Regions from separate parts of the Homo sapiens genome. Here region 2 is linked to region 1. A link is a contact called in ENCODE Hi-C data. All regions are on one chromosome and are shown on one strand. The core of a region is the stretch at or near the end of the contact, and the rest is flanking DNA. Distances in the headings are between cores, read along the strand shown. Region 1 overlaps LOC105372399 (a long non-coding RNA gene). Region 2 holds the start of LGALS14 (galectin 14).

The links. Hi-C counts contacts between places; a loop is a spot of excess contacts on that map. Pooled maps may share reads with other maps.
Region 2: a pooled map shows a loop between it and region 1 (3-fold over the local background). The contact joins the promoter of LGALS14 here to the enhancer-like site in region 1. A Hi-C loop is called at or near these places in 1 of 168 maps with a recorded cell type or tissue (mesothelial cell of epicardium) and 6 of 50 pooled maps.

Annotation. Positions count from the first base shown.
Region 1 is chr19:39,553,935-39,560,005 of GRCh38, forward strand. It overlaps LOC105372399 (a long non-coding RNA gene), which reads left to right. Exons shown (of 3, transcript XR_935966.3): 3 at 1,306-1,750. Among named protein-coding and RNA genes, the nearest start is that of EID2, 17 kb to the left of the region's middle. RefSeq lists a silencer at 2,043-2,102 and an enhancer at 4,632-4,741. Within about 2 kb of position 4,822, at least 6 of the 41 ENCODE cell types and tissues checked have a DNase peak (open chromatin) inside an H3K27ac peak, as active enhancers do.
Region 2 is chr19:39,700,626-39,706,799 of GRCh38, forward strand. It overlaps LGALS14 (galectin 14), which reads left to right and starts at 3,856. Exons shown (of 4, transcript NM_020129.3): 1 at 3,856-3,918; 2 at 5,972-6,048. The coding sequence starts at 3,904. RefSeq lists enhancers at 3,763-3,892, 3,913-4,002.

The sequences.
Region 1 (6,071 bases), core at 3,572-6,071:
CTTTGGAAACTAGAGTCGATTTATAGTCAAAGAACATATCTTGGAGAATTCATCTATCTATGGTGCTGCTTCATTTTTCTTTTTTTTTTTTTTGAGATGGAGTTTCGCTCTTGTTGCTCAGGCTGGAGTGCAATGGCGCAATCTCAGCTCACTGCAACCTCCACCTCACAGGTCCAAGCGATTCTCCTGCCTCAGCCTCCCAAGTAGCTGGGATTAAAGAGATGCACCACCACGCCTGGTTAATTTTTTGTATTTTTAGTATAGATGGGGTTTCTCCATGTTGGTCTGGCTGGTCTCGAACTCCTGACCTTAGGTAATCTGCCCGCCTTGGCCTCCCAAAGTGCTGGCATTACAGGCATGAGCCACTGCGCTTGGCCTGCTGCTTCATTTTTTAAAGATTGCATAATATGCCAGTAGAAGGATGATCCAAAATGATTGAACTTGACCGTTTTGATGGTTACTGCGTGGTTTTTAGTATTTTGCTCTCACAAAGGGTGCTGTATTAAGCTTTCTAATCAACTCTTTTGTAATTATCAACCTACCAATACTTACATTGGAGGATACTTGCAAAGACATAAAATAATTGGTTGAAAATTGTGTGAAAAATCTTAAAATTTCATAAATTAATACCTTTAAGATGACTTTCTTCATAGCTACAGCAATACAGATTATATTGAAATTTTCTCACCTTCTCTAACGGGTAGGCCAAAAGGTGAACATTTTATTCAGCTCTAAGTGAGGCATCTGTTCATATGCCTACTATAGGCTGCTAAAATAATATCCTATGTTTTGCAACATCTGTCCTGTTCCTCCTCTCTAAGAACACTTGGGTTTCATTCTTGGCCACCTCCAGCCCAGATCTGGGCTACTCCAAAGAGAAACTGGGCCATCAGCAGTGAATGGGAGTCACAGTTGGTGGAACTTAAAAGTACCCATTCAATAAACATTGTCAAGCACTAACCTCGTGGCAGGCCCTGTGCAAGATGCAGGAATTCAAGGTCAAGAGACACAATCCCTGGCCATGGGGATCTTCCAGGCTAGAGGGGAGATCCAGCAAACAGGGACCACGTGACATAGAGGGGTAGAGCCTCACTGGAAGAATGAGAGGAAACATTGAAAATGCAGTGAGCAACTGTCTCAGATAGCCACAAAATGTAGTCTGTAAACAGAAGTGAGTCTGCCGGGTTTTGATGTATAATTAGGAGTTTTCTGGGTGGGTGTTGTAGGTACTAGGGCAGAGTAGAGAGGAGGCTGAAAGCTTGTTTGGTGAAATACTGTCTTTCTGATGCACTTTTCCTCTTGCAGGTAATGGTAAGTGGCCAACACTGCTACAGCTTTGCCCATCGACTCCTGCCAGGGTCTGTGAAGATGGTGCAAGTGTGGAGAGGTATCCCCCTGACCTCAATGTGTGTCTGAGATTGAGGTGATGACCACACTCCCCACTGTCGAGGAATCTCTCTTTCTACGTGACCATGCGGTTCCCAGAGCCTGCTGACAGCATGATCCCTCCTTACTCCTTCCCCTACACTTGCTCATTAAAACTTCACCAAACTTCACAGGATTTTGGCTTTTGCTTGAAGGGGAAAAAGCAAAAGTGGTCATCACCAAGAGGGCCTGAGGGGTTTCATGGGAGGCATCAAGAAATCAAAGAGAATAAAGCTTCCTGTGGCACAAGGAGTGAGTGACAAGGTCCCTGGAATGTCTGACATGACATTAGGAACAACGTCCATCTATAGCATGTAGTTGACTTCAGAGACTCTGACCCAAAATCCTCTGATTTGGGTCAAACCCAAATCAGAGATTTATCTGACCCATTAATCCTCCTTCCTTCTTGCCCTTTCTCCTTCTGCCATGGGATGATGTGGCACAAAGGCCCTGGCCAGATCCCAGCTCTGTGCTCATGGATTTTCCAGCCTCCAGAATTGTAAGCCAAATAAATGTTTGTTTGTTATAAATCATCCAGTTTGTTATAGCAGCACAATATGGACTTAGATGGTGGTGAAGCACTGTTGCAGGCCTGGAGGACAGAAATCACTGGTATAGGGAGAAATTCTACAAGTTGACCCAGACCCTACCAGGGGCTTACCTCCAGCCCAGTGCCTGAATATGCTGAGGCAAGTGAACCAGGAGGAACTGAGAACAGAATCCAGGCTTCACTGGCTGCCTCTGTGTTGGTGACAGCAGAAAGACGAGTATAGGGTGGTGGCTGTGAGATGGCATTGTGCCATGGGAAGAAGTAGACCAAGAAGTGTTTCCTGGGCACTGAGGAGTGTCTTCTATCTCATGGTGGCCTCTTTACCAGCACAGCTGACCAGTGCATGGGTCCCTCTACCTCTCAAGATACAGGCACAGTGATAAGAAATAGTGCCCATGTAGGTCCTGGAGAAAAAAAAAGTCAAACCCAAGATATGTAACCTCCAGAAATGACTTTGGAAGTGCCTTTATTTATTTATTTATTTTCAGATGGAGTTTTGGTCTTGTTGCCCAGGCTGGAGTGCAATGGTGCGATCTCACCTAACCGCAACCTCCACCTCCCGGATTCAAGCAACTCTCCTGCCTCAGCCTCCTAAGTAGCTGGGATTACAGGCATGCACCACCACACCTGGCTAATTTTGTATTTTTAGTAGAGACAGGGTTTCTCCATGTTGGCCAGGCTGGTCTTGAACTCCCGACCTCAGGTGATCCGCCCACCTCGGCCTCCCAAAGTGCTGGGATTATAGACGTGAGCCACCACGCCTGGCCTAGAAGTGCCTATTTTATTGTGTCCAACACTTGACCCCTTTACAAAGCTATTATAACAGTGTGGTGCTTGCTTAAGGAGAGGCACATATACCAATGGAATATAATAGGGAGCCCAGAAATAAACACTCACATACACATTCATGTGAGAGTCCACAGTAGGCCAAGACCATCTCACTGGGAAAGGACAGTCTTTTCAACACATGATGCTGGGAAAACTGGACTTACACATGCAAAATAATATGGTTGGGGCCTTTATCTTATAACATATACAAAAATTAACTCAGAATGTATCACAGAATACATGTAAGACCTACAACGATAAAATTCTTTGAAAAAAACATAGACGCATATCTTCATGACATGAAATTTGGCAATGATTTCTTGGGGATGACTCCAAAAGCACAAGTAACAAAGGAAAAAACAGATAAACTGGACTCCCTCAAAACTGAAAACTTCATCAAAGGCCATTCTGGAAAAAGTAAACAGTCAACTCACAGAATGGAAGATAATTTGCAGATCAGATATCTGATAAGAGATTATTATCTAGAATAGAGACCTTCTACAATCCAACAACAATGGCACAAATACTCTCCCGATTTAACAGTGACCAAATAACTTCAACAGACATGTCTCCAGAACAGATATAAAAGTGGCCAATAAGCACATGAAAATATACTCAACTTCAGAGTCATTAGGGAAATGCAGAATCAAAGCCATAGTGAGATAGCACTTCACTCTCCCTAGGATGGCTGTTATTTTAAGATGCAAAATCACAAGTGTTGTGAGGATGTAGAGATACTGTAACCCTTGAATGTTGCTGTTGGGAGTGTAAAATGGTGCAGCTGCTGTGGAAAACTATATGGCAGTTCCTCAAAAAGGTCACCATGTGATCCAGCAACAGCACTTCTGAGTATACACCCTAAAGAATTGAAGAAAGAGACTCACGCTGATATTTGCACAGCAATGTTCATAGCAGCATGATTCACAACAGGCAAGAGATGGAAACAACCCCAATTTCCATCTACAGATATACGTACGATGGAAGATTATTAGCCTTAAAAGTGGATGACATTTTGACGCTTGCTATCACGTGAATGAGTCTTTAAAACATGCTAAGTGAAATAAGCCAGACTCCCCCTGAGGCTGTAGGTGCAGGCTGTGGGGAGAAGGTAACGGGGCAGGAGTAGGGGCTATGGACATTTGGACCCTTCCTCCTGCAGCTTTCTTGTGCCTTCAGGACCTGTGTAAGCCTGATCTCTCTGCCCAGTGAGTCCCCACTTCCATCCTGAGGCTATTTGGTCAGTGTCAGGTTGCAAAAGACACACAACCATGAAATGTGACTTGACAGATACTCTGCAGTACTTTCACTTTCAGATAGCTCTGGCTGAACTTGCAACCTAAATACAAATAGGATTTTGTTTCCTTTTCACTGCTAGTTATGATTTTCAAGAAATCCATGGTTTAGAGGAAAATGATTTTGTAATTTGTGCTGAATTCTGATGCATGCTATCTTGTCAGTATTTCAGATGAAAGTGATAGAAAAGACACTTGTTTATTGAGGGAGCAGTTAGCAAGCCACTCAGAGTAGATACACAATGGCCTGCCCTAAGTGAACTGGTGGGAAATAAGAGTTGCTTGATCGTTGATTTTTTATGAAAGTAGAGCCTAGGACTTTCCGTAGGTGTGAGAAAGTGTGTGATGGAAAGAGGAGGATCAGGGATGGTGTGGAGGTTTCTGACCTGAGAGAGGGGACTTGGGGACTTCAGTCCCCACATCCATCTTGAGGTTATTCACTCAGTGTCAGGTTGCATAGAACACACAACCGTGAAAGGTGACGTGACAGGTGCTCTGCAGCACTTTCACTTTTAGATAGTTCTGGCTGAACTTGTGATCTCACTAAAGATAGAAATAGATTTTCAAGAAATCCATGGTACAGAGGAAAATAATTTTGTAATTTATTGCTGGATTCTGATGCATACTATCTCATTAGTATTTCAGACAGAAGTGATAGGAAGGACACTTACTGAGGAAGCAGTTAGCAAGACACTCAGAGTAGACACACAATGGCCTGCCCTAGGTGAACTGGCAGGAAATCAGAGTCACTCTATCCGTGGTTGGCTTACGAAAGTAGAACCATAGGACTTTCCACAGGTGTGAGAAAGCGTGTGAGGGAAAGAGGAGGATAATGGACGGCATGGAGGTTTCTGGACTGAGAGAGGGGATTTGGGGCATGAATAACTGAGAGAGTAGCAGGGTGGGAGGGGCTGTGTCGGAGCTGAGCAGGGCTGAGTGGGAGTCATGGTCTATACTGAAAGCAGAGTAGGGATCTCATGGGGACTCTCTTCCTTCTACCTGGACCCCAAAACTCACAGGTCCCTCCACTCAACCAGGAAAAAGAAGAGGGAAGCTCATATGCTCTTCGCCCTCAGTTCAGGAATGGGGGGTGAACCATTTCATTTCTGGAAATGCTGAGACCCAGATTTAGCAAAGACCAATTTCCTCATTTAAAGGGTGCACCCACATGACCATGCCCTCCTCCTATCCTCCTTCCTGACTTAATGGGAGAAGTCGTGTCACAGAGGAGGGGCTGAAGCCTCAAATAATGGACAGGGCAGTCAGTACTTTTCAGAGCGTAAGTCTTGGTCAGAGATAAATAGAAGGCAAACCCTTTGATCAGGATACACAATGACATGGCTTCATGACAGGCATGCCAAATACATTTCTGTTTGTGATAAATCATGGAGTCTGTTATAGCAGCACAACGTAGACTGAGGTGGAAGTGAAGTCCAGGAAGCTGGGCTGCACAGCTCCTCATCCTCATTCCATCATTTCCATCTGTGCATTTTCCTGGTGATTCCCTGCCCCTGGCACATTCCTCACTGTCATTTCTGCTGCATCACAGTCACAGGCCTGCAAACAGAAACTGAGTCTCTTCCTGTCACCCCCTGCTCACACTGCTGGGAAATCTTGCTAGGAAGGGCTTGGAAACAGGAATAAGGCTGGGTGTGGTGGCTCACACCTGTAATCCCAGCACTTTGGTAGGCCAAGGCAGGTGGATCACGAGGTCAAGAGATCGAGACAATCCTAGCCAACATGGTGAAACCCCGTCTCTACTAAAAATACAAAAATTAGCTGGGCCTGCTGGCATGTGCCTGTAGTGCCAGCTACTCGGGATGCTGAGGCAGGAGATGAACCTGGGAGGAGCGGAGGCTACAGTGAGCCGAGATCGGGCCACTGCACTCCAGCCTGGTGACAGAGAGAGACTCCATCTCAAAAACAAACAAACAAACAAAGAAAAAAAAAACAGGAATAAAGCCAGAGGTCAGGAC
Region 2 (6,174 bases), core at 2,606-5,105, 150 kb after region 1:
AGAAGTAAGGTCCCACACCTACAGCAATCTGATCTTTGACAAAGTTGACCAAACAAGCAATGGAAATAATTTTTGGATAACTAGCTAGCCACGTGCAGATGATTGAACCTGAACCACTTTCTTGCGTTATATAGAAAAATCAACTGAAGATGGGTTAAAGACTTAAATGTAAAACCCAAAACTATAAAAACCCTGGAAGTCTACCTAGGCAGTACCATACCGAATGTAGAAATAGGCAAAAGATTCCTGACAAAGATGCCAAAAGCAATCACAAGAAAAGCAAAAATTGACAAATGGATCTATTTAAACTAAAGAGCTTCTGCACAGCAACAGAACCTATCAACAGAGTCAACTGACAACCTACAGAATAGGAGAAAATATTTGCAAATTATGTATCTGAAAATTGTCTAATATCTAGCTTCTATAAGGAACTTTAACAACTTTACAAGAAAAGAACAAACAACCCCATAAAAAAGTGGGCAAAGGGCTGGGTGCAGTGGCTCACGCTTGTAATTCCAGCACTTTGGGTGGCTAAGGTAGGTGGATTGCTTGAGTCCAGAAGTTCAAGACCAGCTTTGGCAACACGGCAAAACCCTATCTCTATGAAAAATAGAAAAATTAGCTGAGTCTTGTCTCAGGCACCTGTAATCTCAGGGACTCAGGAAGGTGAGCTGGGAGGATCGCCTGAGCCCAGGCAGAGGTTGCAGTGAGACGAGATTTCACCACTGCACTTCAGCCTGGGTGTCAGACCAGGCTGTCTCAAAAAAAGTAGACAAAGAACAGGAACAGATACTTCTTAAAAGAAGACATACATGTGGCCAACGAGCATATGAAAAGAAGCTCAACAGCCCTGAACGTTAGAAAAATGCAAATCAAAACCACCATGGGATACCATCTCTCACCAGTCAGAATGGCTAGTATTCAAAAGTCAAAAAATAACAGAAACTGGCAAGTTTGTGAAGAAAAGGGAACACTTACACATTTTTGGTGGCAGTGTAAATTAGTTTAATCATTGTGGAAAGAAATGTGATGGTTCCTCGAATGGCTAAAATAGAACTACCATTCAACCCAGCTATCCCATCACTGAGTATATACCCAGAAGAATATAAATCATTCTACCATAAAAACGTGCACATGAATGTTTATTACAACAGTATGCACAATAGCAAAAACATGGACTCAACCTAATAGCTCATAAAGGACAGACTGGATAGAGAAAATGTGGTACATATACACCATAGAATACTATGCAGCCTCAAAAAAGAATGAGATTATGACTTTTGCAGGAACATGGATGGAGTTGGAGGTCATTAACCTTAGTGAACCAATGTGGAAATGAAAAACAAAATACTGCATGTTCTCACTTAGAAGTGTGAGCTAAATGATGAGGCCCATGGATACCAAGAGGGAAACAACACACACTGAGACCTACTTAAGGGTGGAGGGTAAAAGGTGAGACAGGAGCAGAAAAAATAACTATTGGGTACTAGGCTTAGTACCTGGATGTGAAATAATCTTTACCGCAAACCCCATGACACGAGTTTCCCTGCATATGTACCCCTGAACATAAAATAAACGTTTAAAAAACAAAGAAAAAAACCAATGTCACCTTTCTTCTGGAATCTGCAGGAGAAACAGTGTCTCTGAAACTTTGATTCACATGGACATCAAGAGAAAGGAGAGAGTATTGCTAGAGTCCAGGTGTGGGACAGACAGATGAGAGCAGCCCTCACCTGGTAGAGCCAAAGGGCTTAGCATGGGGCAGGTTCATGCAAGGACGTTCTCTACCTCCCCCCCGGATCATCCTGAGGATCAAGGGCAGTGCTGTCCCAGAATCTTTAAAGGCAAAAAGAACAATTTAAAGGCAGAATGTATGATCTGTAGGTGTCTCTTTCCAATAAGTGTGGGGAAGAGGAATACAGACTACGGGGGTACTGGTCCCTTAGGTGAGGTCTGCACAGCTGGTATGCAGTACCAGCTACTCAGGATACTGAGCTGGGAGGATCACCTGAGCCCAGGAGCCAGAGGTTGCAGTGAGCCAAGATGGAGCCACACCACTCCAGCCTGAATGTCAGAGTGAGACCTGTCTTAAAACAACAACAAAAGGCGAGAAAAGACAAGAACAGAGAACAGATACTTTTCTTTTCTTTTCTTTTCTTTTTTTTTTGAGATGAAGTCTCACTCTGTCCCCCAGGCTGGAATGCAGTGGCATGATCTTGGCTCACTGCAAGCTCTCCCTCCCGCATTCATGCCATTCTCCTGCCTCAGCCTCCTGAGTAGCTGGGACTATAGGCGCCCGCCACCGGCCCGGCTAATATTTTGTATTTTTAGTAGAGACAGGGGACGCTTCTCAAAAGTACACATACAGGTGGCCAACAAGTATATAATAAAAGCTCAATATCACTGAACATTAGAGAAATGCAAATCAAAACTACAATGAGATACCATCTCACACCAGTCAGAATGGCTCTTCTTAAAAAGTCAAAAAAGGACAGATGCTGGCAAGGGTGTGGAGAAAAAGGAGCACTTACAGATTATTGGCGGTGGTGTAAATTAGCTCACCCATTGTGGAAAGCAGTGTGGTGATTCCTCAAAGAGCTTATAACAGAACTACCATTAAACCCCGCAATCCCATTACTGGGAATGGTGTATACACTACTGTATACACAGAAGAATAGAAATTATTCTGCCTTAAAGACATATGCATATGAATGTTCATTGCAACACTGTGCACAATAGCAAAGACACAGAATGAACCCAAATGCCATCAAGGACAGATTGGATACAGATAATGTGATACATATACACAATGGAATACTATGAAGCCCTAAAAAAGAATGAGTTCATGTCTTTTGCAGGAACATGGATGGAGCTGGAGGCCATTATTTTTAGCAAACTAATGCAGGAACAGAAAACCAAATACTGCATGTTCTCACTTATAATTGTGAACTAAATGATGAGACTCATGGACACCAATAGGGGAACAACACACACAGAAGCCTACTTGAGGTTGGAGGGTGAAAGGTGAGATAGGAGCAGAGAAAATAACTATTGGGTACTACGCTTAGTACCCAGGTGAAGAAATCATATGTACCACAAACCTCATGACATGACTTTATCTGCATATGTACCCCTGAACCTATAATAAAAGTAAAAAAAAAGAAAAAAGAAAAAAAATCTCATCTTTCTCCCAGAATCTGCAGGAGAAACAATATCTCTGAAACTTTGTTTTACATGGACTCCAAGACAAAGCAGAGAATGCAGCTAGAGCCCAGGTATGTGACAGACAGATGAGAGTGACCCTCACCTGGCAGATCCAAGGGGCCTAGTGTGAGGCAGGTTCATGCAAGAACTATCTCTACTTCTCTTCCCAGATCCTCCTGAGGATCAAGGTCAAAAGGATCTGACCCTTAAAGGCCCTCCCAGAACCTTTAAAGGCAAAGAGAAGAATTACCTTCTAGGTCTAACGTCTTTTTCCAAAATTCCCAATTTTTTATTTTTAGTCATTGTACAAATTGAGGAAATGTACACCTTCTGGCTAGATTCTGCATACTGGAGAAAAAGCTTGAGAGGCACAAAGGCTGGGCTTTACAATCCCTACCCCTCACTCCATCATCCTTATCTATGCATTTCCCTGGTAACCCAATCCACAGCCTGGTACCTCCCCCACTGTCATTTCTGCTGCATTACAGACACAGACCTGCAAACATCTATGGTTGTGACAGAGTTTCTTTCTGACACCTGAGTCTTTCTCCTGCTGCACGGAAAGCTTGCTGGGAGGGGCTTGGAATCTGGCATGAAGCCAAAGGGCATCTCTGAGTTGCAGCATTTAAATGATCCCACTCAGAGATTCACACAGAAGACTGGACACAATTCCGAAGAGCTGCCCAGAAGGAGAGAACAATGTCATCACTACCCGTGAGTTGAAAAGTCACAGCCTTCAATAATCTCAAGTCACATAAACCAAGAAAGAAACAGGGGAGGTTTTCTGAGTTGAAAATATGAGCATTCCTACTGTGAATGCATTACCGAGAGTTGTGGGTGTGTAGAAGAGAAACCCTGAGGCTGTGGTATCTGAGATGATTGTGGGTGTAGGCTGTGGACCCTGGACCAGTGTAACCCTCTGTGAGGGTGTGGTGGTGTCTGATGAGAGTGAACTCTGCTGAGATTAAGTGACTTTAGGTGGGAGGTGGATGACCCACCAGGACCGGCAAGTGTGTGAGTGAGTGTAAGGGGGTGAGTGTGCTTTGTCTTCCTGTCTGTGATGTGAGTGTGTGTGGGCACAGCCAGACCAGTGCATGGTCATCTTTATGTGCACAGTGAGCAGGTGTGTGTAACTCAGTGAGTGGCATGGCTCTGTGTGACTATGGGTGTGTGTGCTGGGATGTGACTGGGTATTGAAGGGAAAACATGCACGTGGCCTTCTGTGCATGTGAAGGTTCCTCCCCACACAGCAGCACCTCTGATGAAGCACCTGTGTGTCTTTTCATGTGTGGCAATGTGGATCCCAAGTGGCTTAACTGGTGGGGATCTTGGGGATTGTGAGTTACCAAGGACTCGTTTCAGATCACTTATGAGAGCGAAATATATCATCAGTAGATATCTCTTCCCAGTAAGAGTGAGGAAAAGGAACGCAGATTATGGGAGAGATGGTTCCTCAGGTGGGGACTGCACAGAGTGATCACTGGCTTTTGCCTCCCAGGCTCAGCTTCCCTGTCGCTAGCCCAGCCTGTTCTTCCCATTGTGGAACAGGCGAGTGTGAAGATACTGATTTGCCAGGGAAGAATATTAGAGGCCGTGGTTAAAGAGACGGAATCAAACAAAATATCCACTGTAAGCTCTGTCTGAACTGAGACTAAACTTGTTCCTCCACTCATGAAAGAACAAGCTGTCTGAATTCAGACAGTGCTTACTGTGGACATTACTCAACAAAGCAGCTGGGTTCACTGGTTCATGACTATAATCCCACCAATTTGGGAGGCAAAGATGGGAGGGTAACTTGAGGCCAGAAATTTGAGACCGGTCTAGGCATCATAGTGATATGCTTTCTTTAAAAATCTTTAAATATCTGACTGGCAGAGTGGCAGACACCTTTCACCCCAGCTACACAAGAGGGGGCAGATGTGTGAGGATCACTGCAGTCCAGGAGTTCGATGTTTCAGTGAGCTGTGATTGCACCACTGCATATCAGCCTGGGTGACAGAGCAAGACCCTATCTCAAAAATACAGAAAAATCATCAACCACTTGCAGTCGTCGTAGAAATCAATCATTCCCTCCAGTTATGTCCCTGACCCACAGGCTTCATTTGTGCAAGTACTGGGGCTGTGCTGTCAGTAATGTGTGCCGCTTCTGGGAAGGACGTCCATTGCCCTTGATGATTGTGGTGCGTGTACATCCCACACACAGGGGTTTCCTGTTCTTTCGTCATTTCCCTTTCTCTTTCAACAAGTGTTGTTTCTCACTGGAGTGAATTTTTAAATTCTTTCACCCTCAAGTCTTGTTTTCATTTTCTGAGTTGAAAATAAGGCAGGTCAGTGTTTCAGGAGGACTCCCCTGTTCTGTTAGGTCACCCCTAATTGACCCTATACATGCCAGGGATTAGGGTAAAAGTTTTACCTATATTAACTCCTCTATTACTGAGAACACCCTACAAAGTAGGAATTCCTGATAGTCCTCCTTGTCCTGGGGAAACTGAGGCAGGGAGAGGTTAAGTAATAGATCTAAGATTGCACTGCTAGTATAAGGCAAAATGAGGACTGGAATCCAGGCATCCGGGCTCTTGAACAATTGCTCTTACCTATGGATCCACCATATCTTCAGGAATATGGGGCCCTGACTGTGGTAGGGTGAAAGGGGAGAGGCCTCAGAGTCTGACCTTTGATCTCTAACCTCCTGCACCATGGGAATCTGTTACATAGGGGAGGTTACACCTTACCCTTTAGCTCTCACTCACTCTCCATACCCTGGCAGGTACCATACACACTGCCTGTTTCCTTGCCTGTTGGTTCGTGCGTGATAATCACAGGGACACCGATCCTCACTTTTGTGTGAGTACTCCATGGTCCAATGGAGGGGGTGGAGGAGAGAAGGGAGAATATTTGCTAAGGGTTTAACCTTATGTGTGAGTGATGTGGAAAACTCTAGTTGGCATAATGAAGGCCTCATGCAAGTGC